2 separate regions of the Homo sapiens genome follow, and region 1 is linked to region 2. The links are chromatin loops, found by intact Hi-C in ENCODE. Cell type or tissue: natural killer cell. All regions are shown on one strand. Each heading gives the region's core, and the rest is flanking DNA. Links, peaks and the distances in the headings are about the cores only.

Evidence for each region. Peaks named below come from ENCODE experiments on the same cell type or tissue, not always from the same donor. Only the 100,000 strongest peaks of a DNase experiment are listed, where the experiment ranks them.
Region 1: it touches region 2 in a loop (4-fold over the local background); 8 of 110 quality-filtered maps call a loop at or near these places.

What each region holds. Positions count from the first base shown.
Region 1 is chr6:130,205,908-130,220,976 of GRCh38, reverse strand. SAMD3 (sterile alpha motif domain containing 3) reads left to right here. Exons shown (of 12, transcript NM_001017373.4): 2 at 4,361-4,406; 3 at 5,683-5,782; 4 at 6,451-6,640; 5 at 11,369-11,482. The coding sequence starts at 5,704. Among named protein-coding and RNA genes, the nearest start is that of SAMD3, 9.5 kb to the left of the region's middle. In natural killer cell, for the core only: no CTCF peak of the experiment used is centred there; DNase peaks (open chromatin) are centred at 2,646, 4,176 and 5,286; H3K4me3 peaks cover 4,265 bases; H3K27ac peaks cover 4,434 bases.
Region 2 is chr6:130,123,931-130,140,108 of GRCh38, reverse strand. L3MBTL3 (L3MBTL histone methyl-lysine binding protein 3) reads right to left here. Exons shown (of 23, transcript NM_032438.4): 21 at 6,488-6,657; 22 at 6,204-6,266; 23 at 1-499. The coding sequence ends at 356. Among named protein-coding and RNA genes, the nearest start is that of SAMD3, 91 kb to the left of the region's middle. RefSeq lists an enhancer at 1,270-1,539. In natural killer cell, for the core only: no CTCF peak of the experiment used is centred there; DNase peaks (open chromatin) are centred at 5,348, 7,028 and 7,678; H3K4me3 peaks cover 293 bases; H3K27ac peaks cover 3,547 bases.

The DNA of each region.
Region 1 (15,069 bases), core at 1,105-9,104, 83 kb before region 2:
GAGGTTGAGGCAGGAGAATGGCATGAACCCGGGAGGCGGAGCTTGCAGTGAGCCGAGATCGTGCCACTGCACTCCAGCCTGGGCAACAGAGCGAGACTGTCAAAAAAAAAAAAAGATATTTTCAGTACTTCCATATGAATGTTTCTGTTTCTAAGTTTCTATTCTGTTTCAATATCTGTTCTCTTTTCCTCCAGTACCATGCTGTTAATAGCATAACATTTTTTAACATCTGGAAGTGCAAGTCCTTTTGTCAAGCATTTTTCGTTCTTTTTACCTATTTATTCTTCCACATGAAAACTAGCCTCATAGTAAGTAAAACATATAACCACGTATGTATATTAATTGGAATTTATAAATTAATTCTGAGGGAAATGACATCTTCAAACTATCAAGACTTCTCAGTCACACATCCAGCTTTTCATAAAATTCAATAGCACAGTTCACAGTTACCATCTCTGGCAGGACTGTAATCTGTGTTGCTGAACCATAAGCTTTGGCTGTCAACGAGGCAGAAGCAGGGATAAACCATAAGTTTGACTCAAAGGCCAAAACACTAGGGTGTTTGTGACTCAAAAGTTCCAAAGTTCTGGGACTCTGGCTCATTGCTATTTTTGTTCATTAATTTAACTAAACCTCCCAGATAAGTGGCTCTTTAGTTTCTTTGAAAATGTAAAAATTGGCCAGGCTAGTGGCTCACACCTGTAATCCCAGCACTCTGGGGGGCCGAGGCAGGTGGATCACAAGCTCAGCAGTTCGAGACCAACCTGGCCAACATGGTGAAACCCCATTTCCACTAAATATACAAAAATTAGCCTGGCATGGTGGCACGCGTCTGTAATCCCAGCTACTCAGGAGGCTGAGGCAAAAGAATGGCTTGAATCCGGGAGGTGGAGGTTGCAATGAGCCGAGATAGTGCCACTGCACTCCAGTCTGGATGACAGAGCGAGACTCCATCTCAAAAAAATAGAAAAAGAAAAAAATGTAAACATATGAAATTTAAGTTACTATGACTGTGCTCACCACTTTTTCCTTCAAATTTATTGGAGGTGTTGTGAATTACAGACAACTCTGATAAGTCTTGCTAGATAAAAAGAACCAATGGAGACACTAATTTTTATAAAAGTAAGATTTTAATAACTTAAGCCATAGGAAATTACTGATCTTGAATTCTTGTATGTGCAAAAACGGCTGTTTCAGCACAATTCTCAATTGCAAAAATGTGGAACCAACCCCAAACCCCATCAATCAACAAGTGGATAAAGAAACTGTGGTATATATACGATAGAATACTACTCAACCATAAAAAGGAATGAATTAATGGCATTCGCAGTGACCTGGATGAGATTGGAGACTATTATTCTAAATGAAGTGACTCAGGAATGGAAAACCAAATATCATATGTTCTCATTCATAAGTGGGAGCTAAGCTATGAGGATGAAAAGGCATAGGAATGACACAATGGACTTTGAGGACTCGGGAAAAAGTGGGGAAAAGGGTGAGAGATAAAAGACTACAAATTGGGTGCAGTAATGTGTGCTCCAGTGATGTGTGCACCAAAATCTCACAAATCACCACTAAAGAACTTATGCAGGTAACCAAACACCACTTGTTCCCCAATAACCTATGAAAATAAAAATTAAAAAAAAATAAATCCCTGTAATTTAAAAAAAATGGCTGTTTCATATCGTTTAGCATAACGTATAGAGACAGCCCCTTTTGGTGTGTTTCACCTGTTTGCTGTCTGCTAGCTTTGTAGATGTCACTCCCTTTCAGACCGTGATGTATGAAAAAAATTAATAGTTTTGTTCCTTAAATGTTTAAAAGATTAATATAAATATCTATGTTTCCTAAAACGAAGGAAAACTGGTGCACATATGGATGTTTAGTAAAGGCTAAGCCCTTCCATCTCATACACAATTTGCTTCAAGAAAGAATGCTTTTCTGTCATTTATTTGACTCAGCTGCCTAAATAATCTTTCCAAAGCATGGAACATACTCTCAGTTCAATGACTCTCCCAAGCTTAAGCATATCTATAAACTCTTAACATTCTAAGCCTTTCTGCGATCTTCAGACCCTGTCTCCTGTGGTTGCCTACCATGTGGTTCCTATTCCAAGCAGCACGGTCCTCCCTGAGGTTCCAAAACATGACTCGTTTTTTTCTGGTTTTTTTTACTTTGAGTTCATTATATTGATCCTGCTTTCTCCAGCTTCTTTGCTATCTAAACTATGTCCATTATTTAGATTCCAAATCAAGATCCATTCGCTTCCAGGACACTGTGGGAAAATCCAGCCCCAGAGTGCTTTCTAAAGCATCCACCATGATTGGCTGTATATCATATTCTGCTTATCTATGTATCTTATCTTCTTAGTAAGGCTTCTAACTTCTTTAGTATATCATCATCCACCCCACTTTGGGCTATCTATCTAGGCAGTAAACGTCTTGGTGACTAACATCTGCAAATTATTTGAGTTGAATATTTCAGTTTTTATTTCATGTGGTCTGGTGATGGTTGGAAGAATATCATCAGGCCATAGTGGATGAGATGTTATGTTCCATTGGAACACCATGCTGCTATTGAGACACCTGAGTATAAACAGGTCCCCGGAGAGCCTCCGACAGCCTGCGCACTGAGAGAATGGGGTGGAGCCACGGAAGTTCACACGGTTTGCAGCGAGGAGGAACTGGCCCTTCTTATTCTGGTGTGGGAACTTGGAATTCAATCTGTGAGGCGAGAAGCATATACTAGCAGGACCCTCGCTCTGCTGAGAGCCACTGTTTCCCCTTTCTTTCCTTTTTGCCCAATAAATTCCATTCTTCTGACCCTTCAAAGTGTCTGTGAGCCTAATATTTCATGGCAGTGTGACAAGAACCCAGCTCTTAGCTGAACTAAAGAGAGAGTCCTACAACACTATCACCTCCCATGGTAGCGAGGCTGCTACCCAAGAGAATTGCCCAGACATTGTTTCATGTGACAGCCACATCCTTATTTTTGTACCTCAATTTTCCTTCTTTTTTACACGCCAGGCCTGGAACTGATTTGTGATAAATTGTTTGTCCCTTCAAGTTCAGCCACGGTAGGAGATACTTTTTCTCAGGGCAGAATGAGGTATTGATCCAGGAGTGGGCATATGCCGCCAGCAAAACTTTTAGGAATCTTTTGTTGTCTCAGCTTTTGGACTTCAGAGGAATAAAGCGAAAAATGCAAATAGAAAGAAAGATGACAAAAAGTTTTCATATTTTCTTAAAAAGTGCTCTTTTGTGGTCGAATGTTTTGTATGTTTTATATGATGTTTTATATGTTAGATTGTCCCTTGAAGATTATAAATCACGTTCACAGCAGGTGACCCTATTATCTTCCTTTGTAGTTTTAACAAATTTATTAAATAAAGCTTGCCCATATTTAGGCTGCTTTAGCTGAAGTCTTACCTCTTCTTGGCTTTAGTTAAATGAAGCCCTTTAATATTTAATACAAATTTATTTTCTTGATTTATAATTCAATCAAATAATGATAATGGTTTGTCAGGAGCATTCATACATAATGTATTATTAATTCTTCTTAAAAATGATACCACTATTCAACTATTTAGAGATAATGCTTGCCTTCACATTTTGAAATATTTTCGTATGTTTCTGAAGCTCAGAATAAAGCTACCAGATATATCTTTTCTCATTTGATATATAGTTTATGCCTTCATGGTGTAGAAGATCATAAATAATATATCCATTATTTATGTGAGAAGAAGTTGTAAAGTTACTACTCAAAGATGTTACGTTGTCTAGCCAGTGATATTGTTTTATTAACTCTCCAGAAAAGCTACTAGGCAAAAACTATATGCTTTTTTATTTTATTATGTTTGTATGATGTTATAATTTAACCTGTTTTGTTTTTCCCAGAAGTAGAATTGTGGTAAAAATCTGCAAATTTAAAAATACATGATCATTTCCAAGTACTCATTTTATTTTCAAATTTCCTTTTATCCATCGATGACTACAAGGCAGTATCTTCTGCTCTGCTTACCTTTTTATCTTCGAGTTTAGAGAATTCTTTTATTTTTTCTCTATTTTCTATTTTTTCCCTAAGTCCTAATCTTCGCAAGGAAGCCAGAAGTGTGATAGAAAGGTGTGATTTTTAATTTACACCAGAGTCTCGCAAATAATGACTTTTCACACCCTGCTATTGCTGCTTAGCCTAGGGGAGGGGTTCTGTGGCTACTGTTTGTCATAGCAAATTAAATCCACTGCTGAAATTCAGAAAGATGTTCTTCTATATTTAACCCTTGTTTTCAATTTTTCAAGTTGGTGTTTGTGAACACTTATGATTATGGGGCTTAATACTTTGAAGTCTACTTGTTTTCTAGGAAATGATTCTTGAAGACTATCTTTCCAGCTTGTCACATATGCAAGGTAAACATGTTTCCCCTTTTCCACTATTCTAACTATGATGTTGGTAATTGTAACTTCTTTAAATATACAAAAATGAGAAATACAACAATAGTTCCATTTAAAACTTCCATCAATAAAATTTAAATTCACGACTGATAACCATTTTAATCTTTCCTTATGATTCCATTTCTCCAAGAGTAGCTTTTTCCTTGGTCTTTACAGAATAGTCAGTATCTTAATTTGCAAGTAAATCTATATCATTTAGATTAAGATTTGAAATTGCCAAGTAAAGATAAAAGGTTAAAACGTTTTAAATTTATTTCAATCCCCCCCTCCACCCCACCCCTCTCCAAGTCCATCAGAGGTCCTTTGGATTGAATTACAAAAACAAGGAATAAGCTTCCTTAGGGAAATAGTTTTAAGTTTTCTAAGTGGTTGCAGACAAGTGGCATACAAAAATAACTGAAATAGTTAAAGAATATATCTTGCAAACTTGCCTACGCTTCTTTCACGATAATTATTAACATAAATAATTACTTTCCAATTTTGAATCTGCCCAATTAAGTAAAAAGTTTTCAGTCAGTGTGGTAGTTTATCCTAGTTATCTTACCAATCATAACAGTGTCCAAAAAAGTTCTAGAACTCAGAGGGGTATGTAAGAATAGTATTGGAAGGAAGGACAGAAACATTCAGATTCTCCAGAGAAATGTGGGTCCTACTTCCTCTTCTTGCTAACGGAAAACAATGAGAAGCAGCAAGTTACAATCTCCTTCTCCTAGCCAGGAGAAGCAAGGGGTTAACCAGTCTACTAAGGGGTTAACCAGTTTACTAAGTATCTCTGTCAGGCTTTTATCTGATCCTTCCTCCCTTCCTCTCCTGCCCACCCCTTCTGTAAATGTCAACCACTTCCTGAGGAGCCTGGTAGTGGTGAATTTCACACCTTTCTTTTCTTTGTGAAGAAACCTGGGTGTTAATGGTACAGGATTGGGTACCATTGTATGTCCCTGGCTGTCTGTTAGTAAAGCTTAGAGATGCCTGTGGAAAAAAAGTAGGAGAAGGTGAAGAAATTTGAGAAATGGGATGCTAGGAAATAGGTTTAAATCAGGTCTTATTTTTAAAGTGAGTGTGTGTTTTGTTAGCAATTTTTAAATGTACATTGTAAAAATAGTAATTTTAAAAAAGCTTAACATTGAGAAGATAAAGGAGTCTAGCAAAGGAAGCGGCTGACTGTTAAAAAAAAAATTAAGGCACAATCAGAAAGAAAAGCTGGAGAATTCTCTGACCTTTTGCTCTACAGGTGTATTTACAGGAGACAGCAATGGAAACCTGGTCAGTTGAGCAGGTCTGCAGTTGGTTGGTGGAGAAAAATTTAGGAGAGCTAGTTCATAGATTTCAAGGTGAGTTGTTTATGCTTTCCAAAAATTTTAATTGAGCAGCCTAGATATTCTGGTGTCCTCTGTTACTGAAAATTACTTTTGTTGCCAAATGTCTGTGTGCATGTCAATGTGGATGTGGGGTTGCTGCAGTAGAGAACTTTTCATTTCTTTATGGACTGTAGCAGAGTTTCCACTTGAAAGTAACATCCACAAGAGAATATAATATTTTAAGAACTCAAATAAAAAAGTCTTACGGGTCACTTAAAATACATATTTGATATATGCATTTAATATTGCTTTTGTTCTTAAGTAATACAGTATGTATTTTGTGTAGTGTTGGGTTTATAAAGTTGAATACTGGCTAGGAGCTATTACGAAGAATAATTTCCTAAGTTTTTTTTCCTTATAAAAACAATACCAGTTAGAGAGAATTAGAATGAGAAGGGTGTTAATGTAGAAATAATAAGTTTTTATTGTGATTCCATGTTCTGGTACTTTCTTAGGAGCAGGCATTGATTTGGAATTATGCAACATTGGAGTTTTATCTTTGTCAAAAATATGGATAAATTTATAATGTCAGGGGACAAGTTTAGATGATCCTTTTATCACTAGAGGTAATTTTGCCTCTTCAGAATGCCTGTGTTTTGCCGGAAAGTCATGTAGAAACTAATTTTTTTTCTTTTTCCCAGAGGAAGAAGTAAGTGGGGCCGCTCTTCTTGCACTTAATGATCGGATGGTTCAGCAACTGGTAAAGAAAATTGGGCACCAGGCTGTTCTGATGGATTTAATTAAAAAATACAAGCAGAACACTCAAGGACTGAAGTCCCCAGAAAACCCCAAAAAGGCAGCCCTGGTCATGCAAACAGAAGCAGCTCGAGAGTGAGTATGTTCATAAATGGCCTTATTTTTTTTTCCCAAGCTTTCCCAATGATGGCTAGAGCGTGACGTTTGGGTTTAAAGCCCTTGGAAAACTGTGACCGTTTTCAGCTAGATTGTATGTACGGTATTTCTAATATTTGAGCAAAGGACACTGTAAAATTTTAAGAATCAAGAAACGTTTTTATTCACCATTTTTTAAACATGGATTCCAATCATTAGGGATGTCCTATTAGCAAGGAGTTTCTATATAAAATGCTGTGGAACAAGCAGGTGAAATAGGTATGTAACACAAGGAGAAAGGGGATCCTGAAGCTCTGGTTTTAAAATCAGGGTTTGGGAAAGGCATCTTGATTGCTTCTTTGCTTTTCCCAAAACTATTTATTTATTAATCTATTTATTTATTTTCCTAGGATTTCTTAGAGTAATGAATTTATAGTCTTCTCTAGATGCCTTTACGATGTAATTTGCTAAACACGTTATTGTCACATGAGTATTCTAATTTTTTAAGAGTGTCCTTATAGTAATGAACACTATGAAACACCCCAAAAAATTATGTAGAAACATTAGTGGTGGCAGATAAAAGCTCTGAAGTTTGGGGACGGTTTTATTTGTTTGTTTTTTAATCACTGACTTCTGCAATGAAAAGAAATGATAACAGGATTTATAAGATTAAAAATTTCATTTTACACATCCATCTATGCCCTGGGATCATTTCAGCCATTCTGATTTGATTTTTCCATTTTCAAGATTTTTTTGAAGGGTTTCTAAGATTAAATAAATTTTAATGATTTTGATGATTGATAAAATCTATGTTTTTACGTTAATTTTTTGAGATTAGAGTGGTAATAATAGAGATTTCTCTTTCTCCTTGATAAATAATATAATGGTAGGGACCTGACATAAGCAAGTTTATTCCTAGAATATTTGAATATTTGGGACATGGAGGGGAATAGGTAGCCTTGAAGGGATGGTATAGAGCTGGAATGGAAATTCTACTAATTGATTTTTTTTAAAAAAAAAAAAGCTTTTTGTTTTTTTTAGAGATGGGTCTCAGTCTGACCCCCAGGCTGGAGTGCTGTGGCAGGATCATAGCTCACGGCAGCTTCGAATTCCTGGGCTCAAGCAATCCTCCTGCTTCCGCCTCCCAAGCAGTTGGGATTACAGGCACTCAACACCATGACTGGCTAATTTATTTTTATGTTTATTTTTATTTTTTAAACAAATGGTGGTTTCACTGTGTTGCCCAGGCTGGTCTCCAACTCCTGGCCTCAAGCCATCCTCCCACCTCAGCCTCCTAAAGCGCTGGGATTACAGGCAAGAGCTGCTTTGCCCGGCCCCTAACCAATTTATTTGAAGGATTTCTAAACATTGTTTTGGCATATCTATGTAAAAAAGGACGCTCTTGAACATGTAACTTTTGATGAAGTTCCCATTGCAAGCTTTTACTCCTTCCCAGCAAAGGAAGGGTAGGAACCTGAAAGAGAGATCAAAGTAATTTCCTTGCATTTTGGGATGAGTAGGACATTTGAGCTGGAAGTTCCCTTCCATTGAGTGGAATCTTGAAATTGCCTTAGGCACAGCTTAGAAGAAAACAGGCAGTCTTGTTTCCACTGCAAATCAGTTTATAATGTTCTCAAGTAAAAGAGAACTAGCTGGACTGCCAGGAAACCTGGGCTTCCTTCCTGGTTCTACTACTGACTTGGATTGATTATATTAAATGTTGGCATTCTTGTTTCTTCATCCGTACGTTGTGAAAAGTAATATGGTACTTACCTCCTCTTTAATTCACACTGATGTTAGGAGTATCACAGTCTTTGAGCAAATCTGTCCTTTTTCTCCTAGACTGAAATAGTCCTGTGTTAAGTATGAAACTTTGTTAACTGGGTTAACTAGTTTCAAACATGGCCAAGACTGGGACCACTCTTTGTCTGGGGATTTATGAGTGGGGACTTTGCACTGTACCCATAAGCAGCTGACTCACCTTAGGGATTTGTTTATCTTGTATTTAGATTAAATTATTCTGGTGCAGAATTACAATTGCATGTGAGAAGAGAATACTTATTGCTTTATATTTGATTAAAATTCTTGTTGGTTGTATTTGCTTATTGTCAAATATATTTATTATATGTTGTCACTTGACAATCATCAAGTGAGAATGATAGTAGAAAGAGGCATGAGAATATGCTGTTTAATTAAACCCCCTTAGAGAGTGTTTAAAAAAGATAGGAAACTTGGTGTACAGAAGAACCCTGAAGCTAGCTATCAAGACATCTGATTTTAACCCCCTCTTATGATATTAGCCCCTCAACTAGCCTTGGAGATTTGTCTGACCCCTTTTAGTTTTAGCTTCTTCAACTGTAAAATGAAGTAGGTAGAATAAGTGATACTTTAGGTCCGTTCTAAAGAGTCTGTGATGGCATTCTAGATCTGAGACAGCAGATAGGTTTCCATTTGAGTACAGATTCCCTTTAATGGCTAGTGATTGCCTGTGTGAACCCAAAAGTCTCTGAGACAGGTCTCAATCAATTTAGAAAGTTTATTTTGCCAAGGTTAAGGACCCGTCCATGACACAGCTTCAGGAGGTCCTGATGACATGTGCCCAATGTAGTCAGGTACAGCTTGCTTTTATACATTTTACGGAGACATAAGACATCAATCAGCGTAAGATTTACATTGGTTTGAACTGGAAGGGCAGGACAACTCAAAGCTGGGGCTTCCAGGTCACAGGTAGATTTTAAATTTTTCTGATTGGCAGCTCGGCGTGGTGGGTTATGCCTGTAATGCCAGCACTTTGGGAGGCCAAGGCGGGCAGATCACTTGAGGTCAGGAGTTTGAGACCAGCCTGACCAACATGGTGAAACCCCATCTCTACTAAAAATACAAAAATTAGCCAGACCTGGTGGCGGGTGCCTGTAATCCCAGCTACTCAGGAGGCTGAGGCAGGAGAATTGCTTGAACCTGGGAGGCAGAGGTTGCAGTGAGCCAAGATCATACCACTGCACTCCAGCCTAGGTGACAGAGTGAGACTCTGTCTCAGAAAAAAAAAAAAAAAAAAAAAAATTCTGATTGGCAATTGATTGAAAGAATTATTATCAATAGAAAGGAATGTCTGGGTTATGATAAGGGGTTGTGGCGACTAAGGTTTTCTCATGCAGATGAAGCCTCCAGGTAGCAGGCTTCAGAGAGAATAGATCATAAATGTTTCTCTTTTTTGTTTGAGATGGAGTCTGGCTTTGTCACCCAGGCTGGAATACAGTGGTGCTGTCTCGGCTCACTGCAACCTCTGCCTCCCAGGTTCAAGCAATTCTCCTGCCTCAGCCTCCTGAGTAGCTGGGACTATAGGCACATGCCACCATGCCCAGCTAATTTTTTGTATTTTTAGTAGAGACAGGGTTTCATCATATTAGCCAGGATGGTCTTAATCTCCTGACCGCGTGATCCACCTGCCTCAGCCTCCCAAAGTGCTGGGATTACAGGTGTGAGCTACCATGCCTTGCCCATAAATGTTTCTTATTAGACTTAAGGTCTGTGTTGATGTTAATGCTGGTCACCTTTTCCTCAATTCTAAAAGGGAGGAGGGTATAATGAGGCATGTTCAACCTTCCCTTCCCATCATGGCCTGAATTAGTTTTTCAGGTTAATTTTGGAATGCCTTTAGCTGAGAGGAGGGGTCCATTCAAATGGTTGGGGGCCTTAGAATTTTATTTTTGGTTTATACCTGACCTTTTTTTTTTTTTTTGATGGAGTTTCTCTCTTGTCGCCCAGGCTGGAGTGCAATGGCATGATTTCAGCTCACTGCAACCTCTGCCTCCCAGGTTCAAGTGATTCTCCTGCCTCAGTCTCCCAAGTAGCTGAGATTACAGGCACCTGCCACCATGTCCAGCTAATTTTTGTGTTTTCAGTAAAGACAGGGTTTTGTCATGTTGGCCAGGCTGGCCTCAAACTCCTGACCTCAGGTGATCCACCTGCCTCAGCCTCCCAAAATGCTGGGATTACAGATGTTGAGCCACCACACCTGGCCTGGCATGTTATTTTGAAAAGGATGTGTAGGCAACATCTGGGCAGGATATTTAGCATCCTGTTGATACCTCAGCAAATGATGGGGATATGAAATAGTTAGGCATATTTGCAGTTGCTTTTTGTTGTTGTTCTTGTTGAAACTGGTAGAAAATCATTGGTCAGGAAGGTGCAAAACTGAGTTCAAATCCTGGCACTGCTACTGAGTAGCTCACCAGGAGTTGCTCTGCCTTCTAGGCTTCAGTTGCATTACTTGGAAAATAAGGGAGCTAGCAGAGTATGTTTCTAAGATCCTGAGGTTTCACAGATAATAAAATGTCTCCCAAAATGGCAGAGAGCAGAGTAGGGATCTGGCAGAGTTTACTATTTAATTTTGCCAAACAAGAATATTAGCTAAAAAAGATACATTCTACGATCACCATCATTTCATAAAGGAAGGTATTGTCTTAATGCCATTTAAAAATAGGATAGACTGGTGAAAACAGCATTATGAACAGGCATCAGTCTGCCTCCTGGCACATAGGAACCACTGAATTAGATGACGCCAGAGGGGCCTTCTTTCCATTCTCTTAGTCATGAGTCTAACGTGGAACTGGGAAGTGGACACAGACCATGATGTTTACTCTGGGCTGGTGCTACCTTCAGAGCTGCTGTGAGATCAATGGTCATATCACCTCTTGAATAGTGCCTGACCCACCTCTTCTTTCTTAGTTACAGGGATGAAGAGTCCTCCAGTCCAGCCAGGCATGGGGAGCAGATGCCATCTTTCTATCCAGCTGAAAACCTTGATAATGGACTAATTGACCAAAGAGTATTGAAACAGAGGTGGGGGTACCAACTTTAAGACAGTTTAAAGCCAAATAACATTCTTCTCTATTTCTTTTTGATAAGGTTTCATATGTTTAGATGTATTTCTAATTTGAAACTTTTTGTTTTCCTGGAAGGGAATATATTTTTATCCAGCGATAAAGATACTTGGTAAAAGATGAAGATTAAATTTTCTGGTTTTTGTATTGGAAAAGTGAAGTTTTAGAATGATAGTATACATCTTTCAAGTATACATTTTTAAGAAAAAAGAGGATTTCTCTGTCATAAAATCTTCAAGGTGATTGGCAGCAGTCACAAAGATGGAATTTATTCAATGAATAATGTTCTATAGAATATCCCTTGGTGGAGTTTTTGTTTTGAATTTTGTAGTTGTTGCTTTAACTTGACTCTCCCGATAGAGGCAGGTAAGCATTTGCTTTATATTCCAGTTATTTTGGTAAACATTTTCTCTATGTTCCTACACTGGGTTTTACGTAATGTATATTTCAATATATGGATTACAACTAAACAAAGGAAAAACTGTAGACTTAGAGAACCACATGTAGGATTTGGTGCTGAGATGGTCATAGGTAAGATATGATACGGAGGTCACGGCATCCCCTAGAATAGCGGTTCCCAACCTTTTTGACACCATGGACTGATTTCATGGAAGACAATTTTTCCAAGGACAGGGGTCAGGGGGATGGATTTAGGATGAGTCAAGCACATTCCATTTATTGCACACTTTATTTCTATTATTATATTCTAATATATAATAAAATAATTATACAACTCACCATAATGTAGAATCAGTGAGGGCCCTGAGCTTATTTTTCTGCAACTAGACAGTCCCATCTGGGGGTGATGGAAGACAGTGACAGATCATCAGGCATTAGATTCTCATAAGGAGTGCTCAACCTAGATCCTTCACATGCACAGTTCACAGTAGGGTTTGTGCTCCTATGAGAATCTAATGCTGCCACTGATCTCTCAGGAGGCGGAGCTCAGGTGGTAATGCCAGTGATGGGGTGTGGCTATAAATACAGATGAAACCTTGCTCGCTCACCCGCTGCTCACCTCCTGCTGTGTGGCTTGTTTCCTAACAGGCCATGAACCAGTCTGTGTCCTGAGGGTTAAGAACCCCTGTCCTACAGCATTTCACGGCCGTCCCACCCAGGCAATCCGTGCATCCATAACTCATATTACATATTGTCTCCAGTCACTAACAAGCAAATGCAATGCCTTAAACGTAGTTCATTGAAAAGAGAGACTGTCACCTTGCACACAAAGAATAATCGGGTAATAGCCAAGCAAGGATGTGGTCCTTCAGTTTTCACAACCCCTTTACACTATCAGCTCATTTTGCCCACAGAGCAGTACTGCAAGGTGGGCATTATTCTCTCCTTTTTGTAAATGAGTACAACCGAGATTTAGAGCAGTCAAAGGATTTCTAGCTATTTTTTCCAAGTGGACTGTTGTTGCCTCAGCACAGGACCTAGCCACCCTCAGCGTGAGAGCTCAGGGGACTGAGGGCAACAGCCTTGGATTCAGGCCTGCAAGGCCCCAGCAGCCCTATGAGTGCAGAGAAGAGCAGCCCCTTTGATGAGGAGCTCCTGCAAATGGGCTTTGGCTCTGGGCTCTCCTCTCCGCTCTTTTTCCCTCTCTTCAACCTTGGACCTCACCTCTAGCCCCACAGCCTCAGTGCCTCAAGATCTCCCAGTGTTAGGGCCCACTGACTCTTGTTTGGGGTGGCAACCAAGAAGGTGGAAGGCTATGTCGTAGGTGCAAAATCCATTGCCTTGGTCTTCCTGGATTGAACTATGATTCAGAAAGTGGAAATTCATTTGTAAGGTGGCTTCTTTCCCCTCCTTCCCACTCATGGGTGCTGGTTGATTCCTAGAGCTTTCCCGTGATTGGCTCCAGGTGCATGTAGTAAGCCATGAGCTCTCAACTACCCCTTCCAACACGAAGCTGCTAAATGCAGCCAGTCCACATGTCTATAACTGTGGAAGTGTGGGTAGAGTTGGGGTGAACAGTGATTAGCCCCAGTGCTACCTACCCTAGTAGCACTCTGTCTCTGTATCCTCATCTGCAAAATGGAAATAATAATGATACTTTCTCATGGTGTTGTTTTGAGCATTAAGAATAGATAATGCTTGCCAAGTTCCAAGCAGAGTGGAAGCACACAGAGGGCACTCGGTGTACAGCCATTTCTCCAGCCCTGCTCCTGGAGGTATTCCTACTTTCCTTAGGGTGTCTTTTCTCTGCCTACTTGACACAGCAGATGAGGATGCAACCTTCTATACCTGTAGGTCTTTTTTTTTCTTTTTCTTTTTTTTCTTTTTTTTTTTTTGATGAGATGGGGTCTATCACCATCTCTCTATCACCCAGGCTGGAGTGCAGTGATGCAATCAGGGCTCACTGCAGCCTTGATTTTCCAGGCTCCGGAAATCCTCCCGCCTTAGCCTTTGGAGTAGCTGAGCCCACAGGTGTGCACTACCAGGCCCAGCTAATTTTTTAATGATTTGTAGAAATGAGATCTAGTTGTGTTGCCCAAGCTCTCTTTTCTCCTTTCTAAGCCCTCTGACATTTTGTCCTCATCATGCTCCTGTGATACTGGCTAGGCAGGGTTATTATTCCAATTGTTTTCACATGGCTCATCAAAGGACCAGCCCCACACTTAATGGCATCTCACATTCTTCATAGCAGCTGGCAAGGGGGAGGAGAAAAATAGGACTGGCTAAGAAATTGAGAGAAATAGAAGGGTTTGGAAACTAGAAGTGGCACGCCCCTATCTTTATCTCTGGTCATAAAGTCTCTCCTAAGCCCTTTACTTATCTGTTTACCACCAGCTGCCCATCTCTGCATACCGCACCTTAGAATTAATGTTTCAAAAAGTAAACTTATCTGTCCTGCCTTAGTATATATTTGGCAGTAAGAAACAAAAATCCACTCACAGTAAAGACAAAGGGAGTTTATTGTGAGAAAAGCATTTCCCAGCATCCAAGGGCTGAACAAGTAAGTTCCCGAGCATGAAGACACAGGTGCTGGAAAGCCAGGGAGTGAAGTGGTCCCTACTTTTCTCACGGGTTGTCTCTGTCTCCATTCTGCTTCCCTGTCTAGTTGGCCTCATTTCCTTGCTTTTCCCTGCAAGGATAGATTTATCATACTACTTCTGGCTGTTCTGCTCCCCTCAAACTACCTGGCATACGACTGCCTTGCCCTAGTACCAACTCCAAAGGAAATGCTCCCTATAAACAGCTCAGGTCCTCCCAGCCAACTGACTCTGTCTTTCAGTGTTGCTTTGTTCATGGGCCCAGCGTGAATCAGGTGTCCCCTCCTGGGCAATCACTTGTGTGGGAGGAGGGGCCCATAAAGACAGGGTGAAGTATCTATTTTTAATATTTTCCCTATGGCCCTGCCCTTTATCCAGAGCTGTGGGCTGAGATGGGGCAGAAGATTCTCTCCCCTCCAATGTCCTATCTCAGATGGTGGTCCCACCATCCAACCCTGTGAGCCAAAGTGTTGGAGCCACTCTTGGTCCCTTTCTCCTGCCCCTCTGCCTAGGGCACTATTCAGTCAACAGTTGTTCATTAAGGGCCTAC
Region 2 (16,178 bases), core at 3,180-11,179:
AGAATTCAACAATGTTTACAAAATGCCAAAAGTTCTTACTCTGCCCCCCATTACCATAAATAATTAATGAAGCCCCCCTTCCCCCCACCCCCCAGACTCAAAAAGATTTACAAAGATAAATTTAGCTCAGTGAACAGAACCAAAAGATGACTGTTGTTAGACAGTACCTGGTTAAAAGCTCAAGCACTTTCATAAGAATTCATATATATTGTCTCTTGAGTAATATAAATAATCCGATAGTGTTGCTCTTTTGAGTTTTGGAGACTTCTCACTTAGGAGTTATAACCGTCCTTGTGCTTTGAATAAAACATGAGCTTTAAAGCAGAATGCTGATGGTATTCAGAATTCACCATCTTCAAAGTTCATTGTGAGAATTCTTCTCTGCAGCTTTGAACATCAGGATGGAATTGAAAATTTTGAGAGCAGGGCCCAGTTTAATGCTCATAATTTTAACAATGTCTGTTTGAGTCATAAGTAGAAATGCTTCTCCATCAATTTGCTAAAATGGGGGAAAAAAACAACAGAATGTGGATTAACAAGATGCAGTGTTGTAGAAAATATTCAAGGTTAAATTACCAGCTGTCTTCTACATAGCAATGCTAAAAAAGCACAGAGAAGTTCACGTGTGCAATGACATTTCTTGATATATGGACCTTTCTTATCCACAATGACACATCCCAAAGTGGACTGGGAACAAAGTAAACTAATTCACCTGAAAAACCAGCCAAAGGAAAACAGAAGGTGCCCATATCTTCCTGTGATTACTCTGAATTAGTTGTAGAGTTAAGAAGAATATGGAAAAATCCAGGATGCCCAAAGTCTAGTTTTTATCATGGCAGGTTTTAAAATTAGAAGAGATAACAGGTACATGAATGTTTGTGGACATAAAATAACTCAGGCAAACATATCAGCTACATGCAACATTTTTTTTTTTTCCAGAATTAGCCTTCCACCATGAAGAAAAGAAAATCAGAAAGATAACACTTATCTCTAGTGTGGCCACAGTTAAGTCTTTACACACAGAAGAAAAGCATTTACTAACGGGGCAATCAAACAGTGAATGTGAGGCTGGTGTTACGAGTCACTGACTTTAAGGTGGTTCTTCTAATACGCAGGTAGGGTAACTATGAGAAAGACCCTTCCTCTCTCTGGACATCTTCTAAGACAAAAGTCTATGCTTCTGAAAAATAGGCTACTATTCTCTAGAAGTTCAAAGGTACAACACATCTTTTAGGTTAAAAGATAAAATACTATGAAAATGATGTCTGGCTTACTGGGCAGAGCAAAGAAACAGTCTTTCATTATGACTTTCAGCTCTTCTATCACCTTAAAAAAAAAAAGTTTCCCTTTCAGTTTTCCCACCTTGTACAAAAAGTAAAACACACTTTTGTTCTCTGCCTTAGAACATCAGAAACCTTGACAGCAACGCACTCCGTTATGGGTTGAATGGTGTCCCTGTCACAAAAATTCGTATATTGATGTCCTGACTCCCAGTACCTCAGAATGTGACTTTTATTTGGAAATAGGGTCAGTGCAGAGGTAACTGGTTAAGATGAGGTCACACTGGAGTAGGGTGGGTGCCTAATCCAATTATGACTGGTATCCTCATAAAAAGGAGAGATCTGGAGAAAGAGACACATATAGAGGGAAGGCAACGTAAAGACCCAAAGAGAGACCACCATCTACAAGTCACATCTACAAGTCAAGGAGAGAGGCCCAGGACAGATTCTTTCCTCACAGCCCTCGGGAGGAAGCAACCCTGCCAACCCCCTGACTTCTAGCCTTCTTCAGATTCTCAGCTTCTAGAACTGTGAGACGATGCATTTCTGCCATTTAAGCCACCCGTTTGTGGTTGGCATTGTTATGGTGGCCCTAGCAAACTAAGACAACTCTAAATTCTGCAAACAGTTCTCTAAACAAGGCTGATATAATTAAATTGCTACTTCTTAAGATTTTCCTCTCTCCTTTAAAAATGAAAGACCTGTAAATATAGACTGCCTAAATGCTTCATCAGTAAGAACTGGAGTCATCTTACACAACTTCTTCAAGTAACAATTATGTGGAAAAAGTGTGCTAATTTCAGTAAAAAGACATCCTGCTGTTGTAAACTAGAAGGAAAGACGTTCCAGTGTTAATCTCCAAGTGTAGCACCGTTAAGCGGCAGGTATGAGAAATGTTCTCCTGTTTTCTGGAAACATTGGTCTGTTCTCATTTGCTTGTGCTATGACAGTCCTCTGATAAAGCAAGGTCAGGAAGAAAGGCAGATCTATTAACACTTCGCTCAACCAAGGCAGACCTTAGTACAATGGACAGCCTTATAGAAGTCTTCTAAGTCATTAATGAAAATGTCAACTGACATTCCCAAGGAGCCCACTACAAAGGCTGACTGGTTTATTACAACCTTGGCCCTACTGAAGGCCTGGCGCAGACAGCAAGTCTCCTTCTGAAACTATGTAAGAGTATAACACAACAGGTAACTGATGAAAAAAAAAAACATCCAGAGAACTTAGTGGCTGGGATTTGAAGTTAAAAGTGGGACAGTAAGGATACATTTTGGTAGGTTGTTATTTATAAGGTTACATACACTAGAAAGAAAAAAAATCTTGAGGCTACTTCCAAACTCTTTATTACATACAGGTTGCTCTGACATGTGGCCATACAAACAAGTCTTGATTGGAAGGAAGTCAACTTAATTCAGGAAAGTACATCCTAAGAACAACAGTGACCACTGCAATGTATTACAAGGCTTACTTTTTTTTCGGTTAGCTTCTGCAATGCATATACAATGCCATTATTCCAGACATTAGGTGTCTTGCTAATGGCCTAAAACAAAGGAGAGGGATTTGGAATTCAGGAGCTCTGGCCTTCCATTTCACTGCCCTTTCCACTATTCACTATTTGTTCTTTTCCAATGCCTTAACTCGAAACCACAGTGACATGCTCTGTCTGAGTGAGTCTTTCTCAGAGTGTAAAGGCATGAATGTATTCACTCAACAAAAATATACTGAATGTCTATTATATTCCAAACACTCTTCTTGGGCTTAGACATATAGCAGGGAATAAAACAAATAAAACCAAGCAAGCAAAAAACTTTTTGTGGAATTTACATTCTAGAAGTGGTAGACAGACCATAAGCCAATAAACATACTAAGTAAGCCAATTAATTAGTAAGTTAGAAAGTGACTCATGTTGGCCAGGAGCAGCGGCTCATGAGTGTAATTGCAGCACTTTGGGAGGCTGAAGTCAGTGGATCACTTGAGGTCAGGAGTTCAAGACCAGTGTGGCCAATATGGTGAAACCACATCTCTACTAAAAATACAAAAATTAGCCGGGTGTGGTGGCACGCACCTGCAGTCCCAGCTACTTGGGAGGCTGAAGCATGAGAATAGCTTGAACCTGGGAGGCAGAGGTTGCAGTGAGCTAATATTGTGCCACTACACTCCAGCCTGGGCGACAGAGTGAGGCTCTGTCTCAAAAAAAAAAGGTGATTTGTGCTATGATTAAACAGAGCTGACTAGGAAGATGAATGGGCAGCAGGAGCAGGGATGCATGTGTGGTGACAAGAGGCAATTTCAAGTAAGAAAGTCAGGGCAGGACTAATTGGCAAGCTGGCATCTGAGCAGAAGAAGTGAGCCACATGAACATCTGGAGGAAGAGTGTTCTGTGCAGAAGGAGGAGCGGGAGCAAGCCTGGACAATCAGAGGAAGAGCAAGGAGGCCAGCACGTAGACTCGTGAGGGGCAGTGTAAACAAAAAGCCAGGGGGCAAGAGAGGTAATGAGGTGTCAGACTGCAGGCCCTTGTAAGGACTTCTGCTTTTACTCTGATTGAGAGATGAAGCTATTGGAAGGACCTGAACAGAGGAGTGACATGGTTTGACTTATGTTTCAGCAGGGTAACCTTGGCTGTGCTGGGAATAGACTGTAGAGGAGCAAAAACAGAAGCAGGAAAATGAGTTTGGAGGTTACTGCACTAATCCAAGTGGGAGAGGATGGTGGCGCAGACCAGGGTGGTGGTGGCAGTAGGGTGATAAGGGTTTTACATGTTTCAAAGATACACCCAATAGGATTTTCAACAGATGAGATGTGGCATGTGTAAGAGAGAAGTCAAGGATAATTTCCAACAACAGCCTATCTGAATACTTGTCCTTTGCCTTTTAAAGATGATTTATAAGACTTCGGTTAGATTTGTACTATGGTTTACTTGTAGGACTCAAAACCCAAACCCACTGACCTTGTGAGACACTTGAGAACAAGGACTAGGTTTCATTATTTTCGAATCATCCTTCTCACAAGAGCATGACACAAAGTAACATACTCATGGTCGGAATTTAACAAATGTGCACAAGATGAATGAATGAAGGAGTAAATGAATGAATAATTCATATCGACAGAGAATATTAACTATCTCACTCCTCCAGAAAAGGATCTAGCTTTGAGCATATTTGGTAACTGAGGAACATCTCCAAAGACAATCTGCCATGAATAAAAAAAATTACTCAAAAAATAGCATCTCATTTTGAATTTAAACTTGAATCTTACTCAAACTGAATAATAGAGCAAACCTATAGGGATTATCTAGATAACAACAGAATAAAAAAACAGAAGTTATAAAAGAGATGCATTATAAATTTATTTTCAAAAATGCTTTATTATTTTCAAAGGTAATGACAACATGACATTTTCCAAGACAGACCAACAGCTCCCTATGTGGCTCTAAGTCTGCTCAGCGATACAGAATGAATTCAGGCTGGGCACGGTGGCTCACGTCTGTAATCTCAGCACTTTGGGAGGCCGAGGTGGGCAGATCACCTGAGGTCAGGAGTTCGAGACCAGCCTGGCCAACACGGTGAAACCAAGTCTCTACTAAAAATACAAAAAAAATTAGCCGAGCGTGGTGGCGGGCACCTGTAATCCCAGCTACTCAGGTGGCTGAGGCAGGAGAATCGCCTCTGCCAGGAGGCGGAGGTTGCAGTGAGCACTCTAGCCCAGGAGAGAAGAGCAAGACTCCATCTCGATTTAAAAAAAAAAAAAAAAAAAAGGAAAAAACAGAAAATGAATTGAGAGTATCAGTGAAGACACTCAGGACTTAGGGAAAGAAAATCTGAATAACTGCCAATTAAAGATCAAACAGAGAGAAAATAAAACCTTTGCACAATAAGAACATAAATCAGAAAAAGGATGTTGGAAATCAGATCCTTGTGCATTTTAACAAGCTTTCATCTAACGCATAAATTATACCTAACAGTATAACAACACTGACAACTGGTGGCTGGATTGTTAGCTGTGTCTATACTCCTGCAATGAAATGGAAAGTGTGCTGTTCTTAACAGTTGAGCTTTACACATAGGGGCAAACAAGTTGTGTATGCGTGTAACTGTAGACAGCAGATGTTGGAGAGCACCTTCTGAGATTACTCAGTCTACTTTCTGCCTTCTGGCAGGAGTAGACACAGCCAAAATCAGAGGGGTAATTGACTGCTTTGCTTGGAGGAGATGACAGGCAAGTGGCTTATTTTTAAAGGTCTCTACTGAAAAGGGTCTCCTGCTGTACGCTTACAGAATTAAAAGTTAGAAACCAGATTCCTTTTTATTCTAGTGCTCACTGTAAGTGATATCATTCTTAATCACCCCTTATATTGAAGTTTTGGAGAGGGAGTTGAAAACAACTAATAAAATAATCTTCCAAAAGTGGACTGTGATAAATATCTTATTATAAACATTATTGAGGAATGTATATGACTTAAGGGATTTTTTTAGACATAATGCTAATATTACTTATTATAAACCTCAAATGGAGTCAATCATGGTGTTGTTAGAATGACACTGGAAAATAAAATAATGGAAACTAATTTCACTTTATTAAAAAGAGAAAATGTTGCTTCTTTCTTTCTTTGGCTTCCTCTGTGCTATAAACTATATAAATGCATGCTATTAAGTTCTGTGGGTTTTCTTTTTATAAGGAGCCTAGTGTTACTGCTGTGGGGTATCATAAAATGGTACTCACAAACATTCTTATGCATCTCATCTTATACAAAGACATTTTTATACAACTGATTCATACTGCCTGTTAGTATACATCAATTTGTCAATTTCAACACACCCCATCTCTTTTTGACTCTGCCAATTCCACACATTTCACCTTCCACTGCATTTCAGTGCTTTGATCCCATTAAGTAACATATTGCAATTTAGTGGAATACTTACTTCATCTTTAAATACCTTTCCATGTTCTTCACACCCAGGTAAGCTCTGTATAAATTCTGACACCTGTCAAAAGCAATATCAAAATTCCCAGTTAAAAAACACAGTCAGAATCTAAATGCTACAGGTTCAAAACATTTAACCCATATGCATTAGTTATTTCTCTCACAATAATTTCTTCTCTTTCAGAAAAAAAAAGACTAAACGCTACCTACGCTCAATGTTCCACACCTCTTAAGCCAGTAATCCTGTATCTGGTGTCGGGCAGCAAAGAAAATAAAATATACCTCGTCTGTGCTCCATTTGGAAACTTTACTGGCAGGGATTCCTGCGACAGTTGGAAGAAGTTTGCTTTGCTGCTCCCAGCGCAAGGGCAGACATGGAATTGGGGACTTAAAGGACAGAAAGACAGCTGACCGACGCTGTGCCTGCTGGACGGTGGGTTCTTCCCGGGCACCTGGTCAATGAAAACAAATGGGAAATCACTCTCTGAAAGCAGCAAGAAAGCCCCAAATGCCGTGCATCTCCCAGATAACGAGACTGGAGGTGGGAGTGGTTAAAGCATTGGTTCCTTTCAGCATTATACTATTGAATAGGCTCTTCTTTGTCTTTACTGAAGGTCACTATAAAAAACAACCTGTAAATTCAACTGATATCATTTGCTACAGCACTCATTACTAAAGACATGCTTCATTATGTTGTTCAACGTTGTCTCTTTAATGCTTCAGATAAGAAACGTGCCTCAAAGTTTTAATGGGAAGGAAAGTTAGTCTTATTCTAGGAAGTTGTTTATTTGCTCCCCTTTCTGCTTTGGATGTTGTAAAGGTAACAGCCAAGTTGCATCTCACGTCTAACACCTGTGCTTACCATGTATTCACAGTTGGCATACTTTCTCTCTCCTTTTGTCTCAGGGCTTGGTTTGGTTTTTTAACTTCTTATTTACTAATCATACTGATTTTTTAAATAGCCAATTCAATTTTTTGACAGGGATATGAAATTATTGCAATAAAAATAAAACAGCAGAAATGCAAATGTTTTTGTAATTTTTTACTTGTTCAGATCAAAATTAAAACTACTAAATATTCTTACTGTAGCCTGGGCAACAAGACAAGGTCCCATCTCTTGAAAGAAAAAAAAAAACCCTACTGAATATTCTATTTATGTTAGAGCTTCTGAACCCAAAGCTAGTTTTATGGCTGCTTTCCTAAAACGGCCATTCTCTAGCAAAGGATTTTTGTCCTCTGGACGCTTGACTTAGAGCTGTCAATCGTCGTCTCCTTATGGTCCTTTAGAACAGAAACCTTTTCTGAAAACTCTGTATTCAAAGCACCTCAGAAGAAAGGCACCTCCCATACATTTCCTCTCTGCTCACACACCAGCTCAGTTACAAGGACACCTCAATTCTATCACAAAGCCTTGCTTTTATATCTCTAAGATCTACAGAAAGACACAGAAATCACTAAGTGTAAAGTTCACTGAATTTTCACAAAGTGAACACACCCATGTAACCAACACCCTGACTGAAAACAAAACGTGGCCAGCACACCCTTCCAATCGCACCTCATCTGTCAAGGGTGACCACTTCCTTGACTACTAACACCATAGATTCATTTACCCTTTTTTGAATTGTATTTAAAATGGAAACTTGGGTATCTGGCTTCTTTCTCTAAACAGCATGTTTCTGAGATTCATCCACATTGTTGTGAGTAGTAGAAGTTACCTTCTCTTTCTTGTATGGTTTTTGTGGCTGTGAATACTCTATAATTTATTTGGAGATCATGAACAATGAGCATCTGAGTTGTTTTTAATTTGGTGCTATTACAAACAGTGCTATTACAAACATTCTTGTACAGATTATTTTGTCAGAGGCGTTTGAACCAGAGCAACTCCATCTTGAGCAGGAGCTGGGTAAAATGAGGCTGATACCTACTGGGTCTGAGACAACTGCATTCCCAGATGGTTAAGGCATTCTAAGTCACAGGATGAGCTAGGAGATGTGGACAAGATACAGGTCATAAAGACCTTGCTGATAAAACAGACTGCAGTAAAGAAGCCAGACAAAACCCACCAAAACCAAGTGACCTCTGGTCGTCCTCACTGCTACACTCTCACCAGCGCCAGGACAGTTTACAATTGTCATGTCAACATCAGGAAGTTACCCTATACAGTCTAAAAAGGGGAGGCACAAATAATCCACCCCCTGTTTAGCATATCATCAAGAAATAACCACAAAAATGGGCAACCATTTGGAGTAGTCATTCTTTATTCCTTTCCTTTCCTAATACACTTTTGCATCCTCACTTCACTCTCTGGACTTGCCCCAAATTCTTTCTTGCGCGAGACCCAAGAATCCTCTCCTGGGGTCTGGACTGCGACCCTTTCCTGGTAACAATTTCTTGAATGTACGTATGTGTTTCCATTGCACATATACCAAAGAGTGAAACTCTGAGGTCGCAGCATGTGTGTACATTAAGCTTTGGTAAATCCTGTCAGCTTTCCAAAACAACTGCAGAATACCTACCAACAGCATATGACAGTTCCAATTGCTTCACCTCCACACCAATGCTTGGTATTGTCTATCTTTTTCTTTTTAACCGTTTAGTGGGTGTATAGTGGTATCACATTATGGTTACAAATGCATTCCATGATTAATGATAATCTTTCCCTATGTTTATTGTCCACATAGAGAGGCTCTTTTGTAAAGGGCTTATTTCTACTAGACAAATTTCCAATAGATAAATTTGGTTAAGAAATGACTTCTTTACAATATTGAGTCTTCCAATCCATGAAGAAGCTAAATCCCTCAATTTCTTTGGCTCTTCTTTAATATCTCTCATTAATATTTTGTCATTTTCAGGTAGAGATCTTGCACATCTTTTGTTAAATTTATTCCTATGTATCAGATGTTTCCTGAGGCTGTTATAAGTGGTAAATTTTTAAAAAATTTATTTCTTATTGTTCTGTTACAGTTTTCTAATAAGTTTATTCTTAAACTAGCCTAATCCAAAATTTGAATTGCTCTGAATGCTAGAAAGTCACTATGCTGAGTCAAAAATCTATTTTACTGGAGTTGACACCCACTGGTTCTGGTACTACCTCATTGAGCTTATACAGAAAAATTCTAGTGTCTGCTCCACATGAAACATTTCAAATCTTCAAATATGTTTTAAAAAGCCATCATTATCCCTCTTTCCACATTTCATCCAATCAACCTCAAAGGTGCAGGTCCTCATCCCATTTTATTGAATATCTATTATGAACCAAATACATAAAGCAGAAAGTTTGTTTTTATTCTCTTTTTCTTTTTGAATTGCCCAGATTTAAGGAATTTTTGTGTAGCAAAATACGGAGTAACTTAAAAACATCTTTTTAATCTCAGGTATTCTAAAGAGCTTAGCTATTATTTGAAATACAATATTTGTACATATTTTATAAGACAGCTTTATATGAAATGGTAAGATTTCCAATTCTACACTACAGTAATACCATAGGGCTGACTTTATAATTTGTATCCTGAGTGCATGCCATATAATTAGTCTTTTCCAAAGCCATAGTCTTTATCCTATTACTGTTTATGTTCTATTAACACTCAGCACTGTTCATTCTATCACTGCAGACCTACTCTTCCATTTTATTTTCTGCTAAAAGCTGTATTAGTCACAATTCATTTCTAATGTTCCGCACATTGTTCCTTAGAAAAATAACTAACCCATTCTAAGGAAATGACTAAAAACACCAAAGCCCTTATGTCTGTGGTTGCCTCTGCATGTCTTTAAGCCTGATACGATAAATAGGCCTAGATATACATACTCTTCCAATCCTAGTACCAACTCTGCCTCCTTCGCATTAAGACTTTCCTTCCTTTTGCTGAGTCTTCCTCGCTAACTGATGTTATCTGCCACACAGCATGCCACCTCCTATGATTTTAATCCAAAAGGAATAAAGAAAGCAGCTTCATTTGAGCAAATTTGTACTGCATTCCTTGAATTGCAAAGAAAAGTGACTCCAGGTTTTTGTTTTAACATGTTATGACATAGGCTAAAATAAATGCAAATAGACTCTGGCTCCAGTAGGTGGTTCAGTGCCAAGAGTAAGGAAGAGTAGGTTTAAATGTGCACAGTATGCCTCGGGAAACAGAGCCTCGTGTTCTAAAGACATTTCAGCCACCTCCCTTTGCCTGGGACCCTATTTCGTACCACTCTCCTCTCAAACCATTGACATGCATGGAAAAGAAAATTTTTAAGAAGTTTTCTATATTTCTGAAGTTTTCTGTGATGAAAATTGACCAAAGGTATGTGATCAAACTCTTTTCTCACTTGCCCCACTTGGTTTCGGGTTGTGTGCTTCCACAGTGAGTAAAAAATATTTTAGGCTGACTGCGAATAACTAAAATTACCATATGGAAGGAATGGTCATCCTTCCTGATTCTTGATTCAACAATCTGATAAATTTTATTTGTAGAACCAAAGCTGTCATCCTCAACAGTGGAAAGATAAGAATTAAGAGAAAAGTGACAGTACATTAAAATGGACACAGTATACTGCAGAGAAAAATAATAATATTCATTATGTTTATGAACAAATTAATCTATTCAGTCTAATGTTTAATCAAATAATCACTACTTTTAAAAAATTTTCTCAGTGAGGCCTATACATATGTATGAGAAAGAGACAGACACTAAAGACCTCTAGTCATGAATAAGAGGCATAAAGACCAATGTTTTGTTGAAAAAAAGATAAAAAGATTTTTGTGTGCCAAATTTGAAGATCCAAATCTACCTACAAGTCAGACAGGACCAGCTGAAAAGTAGCTTCCAGTCTTAGAACACAGCACCACCAATATCCCTGGCCCTACACACCATGAGATATTGCACGGTATAAGGAATGTACTGTTAGGATCTCTTTTATACTCAAATTTCAAACATTCACTGGCAAAGCCCCAGTAAGAGGTGCCTCTACCGACCCTGCACCTGTGCACCTCCAACAGGGTCAGCAGATGCTCTCTGGATAGATCGGATGGATGGCACCTTCCAGCGAGATAAAAGAATGTCTCCCATTCTTATCTTCATCATGCACTGGTATGCTAAAGAAACCACAAAACACTCCAAGGAGCAGCTTTGGGCAAAAGTCTTTTCTCTCACCTGGAAAAGATTCCTTCTGAGTTATCATCCACTGACTCCACAATTCCAAGTTTAGAAGTTCATCTTAAGAAAATAATGAAGCACGAACGCTAACAATCATCTCAAAGTCAGTTACAGTGGAGGGTCTCTGGTACGTATGTAACTGTACTGAGATGAAGACTATATTCCCCAGCTTCCTTTTCAGCTAAAAGTGGCCATATGACTAACGGACATAAGCAGAAGTGGAATCTACAACATCCTGTGAGTTCTGCTAATTGGACTTGGAAGTGCTCTTAAAGGCTGACAGCACACCCACCACCACTCCCCCAATATGTCCCTCCTTCCTGCTGGGTAGAATAGTACTTTAATGGCTAGCCTTCCAGCAACCACCTCTAACCATGATATGGTGTTGGGAATACGTGCTCTGCAAGGCAGAGCAGCAAGATAAATGGAATCTGATTTCCTGACACTGTTAAGTACCATTTAAATCCTGGACCAAGCTCTGTACTTCCTTTATGTGGAAGAGAAATAAGCCTCTTTTACCTTACATAAGCCACTTTATGTGTTTTATATTACACACACACACACCCCCCTAACCCTAATCACTACTAAAGTTTACTGCAAAAACATTTATAACAGTCAGAAATACAAAATAACTAGCCTAGATAACCCAACAGTAGGGGATTGGTTTGTTAAGTGATGCTACATCCATCCACAGAGAGAATATTTAACATTATGTTGCAAGAAGTATAAATACTTATGCAAACTGCAGGTTACAAAGTATTTTGTACACTTCAGATAGAAACAGTCTAAAAAAGTAGGTCCCCACATTCAGAAAATGGTATAAAATTACACATAATTTTGATTTTCTCCATTTTGCTTCCCTGTATTTGCTAATTGTTCTATAATAAACGTATTATTTGGATAATAAAAGTTATATAAACTAGCAGCAGGTATTAAATAAACTACTTAATGTTACTAAAAAAAACAAAAAAATGGAAGTCTCACTTTGGTGACTTGGAAAGCAATTTAATGCACTTGTGGAACTATATCATTAAAACAACATCAATCGCTGGGTCTCGTTAATATCAGAAGAAAATGATAGATGGGAGTAATAGTAAGAAAAATAAGTTTGTGGATCTTTGACTTCATTATTTCATCCCTCTAAAAAAGCAGCAAACAAGGATGTTTTTTAAATGTTGATTCTTAGTGATAAAGGCCTGCCTCTATTGTTTACCATATGAAAGTTCTTCATTCAGCAATTATTTATTCAGCACTGTACTGTATCAGAAACTTGAAGGCTATATAAATACAGCATATACTTGCAGACTTTTGTTAGGCTACAGAGGACAATGACCCAAAATGTGGCGCTTTGGCATGCTAAATGCTCTGAATTAAAGGAAACTGAAAGACCTCAGAAGTAAGCCTCAGAAGCAAGGTCTCCCTTTGACCTTCCCCCATGCCCTGGTCTCTCTGTTCCCTTCTTTCCCACGTGCAGAGAGAAGTTCTCTAGAATTTCCTTATCTGACTAAGAAAACTTCTTTCCAAAAGAAATGCTATTGCCAACTTAGAAGTCTCATCAAATAGCCAAGAAAGATTTAACCACTAAAAGTCATCACCATGCTCAGAGAGACTTTTCATCTATTCTTCTCAGGGCAGCTCCAAGAGATTACCCAAGAGACATTATCTACATAGTAAGACCAACATTTGTTCACAGTGAAGTTCTGCTCCTCACCTGCCTGCAACCTCCCACAGAACTCAGAGAAATTTTGTCCCAGGCCATTGTTCTTTGGGCTCATTCATTTCTCCTGAAAATTATTTACTACCCCTCACAACTGCCTATACCAATCCCACCCCCATTCTCCTTTCTTCTATGAAAAGGGGTCACAAGCTTCAACCATTGGACTTGAGTCTCATATTTGCAGGACTCCCACGTTTATGCACATTAATACATTCTGTATGCCTCTTTCTCCTATTAATCTATTGTCAGTCATCTCAGTGAACCTTCAGAGAAGGCAGAGGGGAAGCTTACCCTCTGTCCCTACACTTTTTTGAAATGAAGTTTAATAAATAATAATGTCATTATCCAAAGTAGAAATCTGCAAATCAAATCTGCTCACATGCCTCTCATTTCTGGTTGAGTACAGGTATTAAAATTCCTGATTTGGCTTAGGGTAGAAGAAAGTGATGCAGAGAAAATACCTTTGTAAAAAGACTTTTCAAATAAAGATGATCCTGAAATAAACATCCTCTGGTGTTTCAGGAGAAACAAGACAATAAATCTTCAATGAACACTACCTAAACCAAATATGAGGTCTTTTGGTGGAAAGAGACATCTCTAATACCATGGAGGGTAAGAACCTGCTTCCTACCAGACTGTTTCCATTAGGGCCCAACAGAACCATCATGTGGTAGGCTGACCCAGGAGGGCAAGTGCCAGACAAAAGGAGGTGAGAATCTGGCATGTTATAAAGTAGAATTCAGTTCTCTCCACACATGAGCCACCCAGGAGAGAGAGTGGCTGCAGAAGGGAAAACAAAACCATACCTTTCCCAGGAATACAACAATTTAAATTTGAAGGTCAAACTATTCAATTCTTTACTAATGGGACTTCCATAATGGTAGGAATGAGCTACTTATTCAGGTAGAGAAGACAGAAGCAAAAAAAGAGAGGGAGGGAGGGAGGGAAAGAGGTAAGGAGGGAGGGAGGGAGCGAGGGAGGGAAGTATTGAGTTAAAGTCCCCAAAGATCAAATTCAGTAGCATAGCAGGATTCATCCCCAAAAGCTCATAATTACACATACTCTACTGTACTAAACACAATTAACAGAAGAAATGGGTGGGGGGGAGGGAAATATCCTTTTTTAAGAGGGGTGTGTGTGTGTGCATGCGTGTCTTTTAAATCAATTTGCTCCTAGACTCAAAACAGGCCTCATGGACCTACGGAGTCTTAAATCCTCTTGACATTGTAAAGCAACTTAGGGTGGTTTCTCAAGTCTCCTCTAGAATAAATGCTACCCACACTGCAAGGGGCATTCTCTCCCAACCCCAGGCCACCCCAGCCAGGCTAGGTTTGAAAGGGCTGCTTCTGCCACTGGAGGAATGGAAATGAGAATGAACACTGGTGGGCACCTGTAGGTTCACTAGAGGGCTCCAGAATGGAGCACATCTGTCTGACCTTCAGCCTTGGGTTTGAAAGAGGAATTGTGCCAGGACTCAAATGGGAACATTAAGCATTTAGTGTTCTTCACAAAAGACCTTGGGAAAACTTCTCGGGACGCAAAAATGATCAAACAGAAAACAATTACCATGGGGCCTCTGATAAAAAGTTCTAGAAAACATCAGAAGAAGAGCACTGAGTTATAGACAGAAGAGTTTCATGACGTTAGCAATGCACAAGGGGAAATAAACTCTATAAAACAAAAAATAGGCTATGAAAAGAGAACAAGCCAATGTAGGAAATCACAGGAAAATAAGAGACACTGCTGTTAAAATTCATGTTAAAGGCAGTAAATAGCACACTCGACAGAACGAGAGACTGAGTGAGCTATTTCAACTTGAAAAACATGTTGACAACATCACAAAATGCCAAAGTTGTTAAAATATTAAAATACTTCCATATTGGTTGGCAATAGTTACTCCCCACCATGTAGTCAGTCCCTTGTGGGACTTCCCCAAGATCCAGCATCTAAGCATAACTTCTGTTACAGCACGGAGCCTCCAGGACCCCGCTCCAGTACTAAGACGACTGTTTAACTGTCCTGTGCCATGTTGGTTACCAAATGAGCTGTTAAGTATTTTATTTTATTTTTTTTTTTTTGAGATGGAGTTTCGCTCTTGTTGCCCAGGCTGGAGTGCAATGGCATGATCTCAGCTCACTGCAACCTCCACCTCCCAGGTTCAAGTGATTCTCCTGCCTCAGCCTCCCGAGTAGCTGGGATTACAGCCATGAGCCACCATGCCCGGCTGATTTCGTATTTTTAGTAAAGACTGGGTTTCTCCATGTTGGTCAGGCTGGTCTCAAACTCCTGACCTCAGGTGATCCACCCGCCTCGGCCTCCCAAAGTGTTGGGATTATAGGCGTGAGCCACCACACCTGGCCCCTGTTAAGTATTTTTGATATCATTCCTTGGGTCTAGCCCAAGAAGAATAGGTATTACCTTCAAGAAAGATACAAATGAAGCAGAAGTATTAATAATAATCAAAACTATAACTTAAGGAAGCTTTCTGGATTTAAGAAGACTGAATCAAAAAATCAAAAAGGCTCATGACTTCCCAGGCAAAACATCACAAAAGAAGGCAGAATTTAAGAGCCAGGTTCATTTTCAAAACCAAGAGAGTAGACTGAATTTAGGTGGCCTAATCTCACATAAAGGGATATTTTGGTTTGTTTCTTTTGTTTTGTCTGATTTTCCCTCAAAGAAAAACAGACCAAACATCTGGCTGAATATAGTGAATCTGTGGTGGGCCATTCTTTGCGCCCTTCAGAACCAGGGCTTCATTCTCCCTGTGGAATGCAGATGCTCAAAGCTGCCTCCCTCTCCCGGAACTGTCCAAAGCCAAAGGGAGCTTCCTTGCCCGAGAACATGTGCCCCTCCCAGCAAACATCCGAGGATTGGTCAATTTAGAGATACAAAAGCCTGGTTCCCTTGCCTGAATTTGGGATAACTCCGAACCGCCACCTGCACAACTTGTGGGATGGGCTAAGGCCTCTGCTATAACTACATCACAGCTCAGCTTCTCCGTCTGCCCAATCCTGCTTCTTTTGCTCTCTCACTGTTGTTGCTCCCAAGAATACTCACTAACAAACCTTTTGCACAAAACACTCTCGGGGTCTGTTTCCAGGGAACCCCATATAAG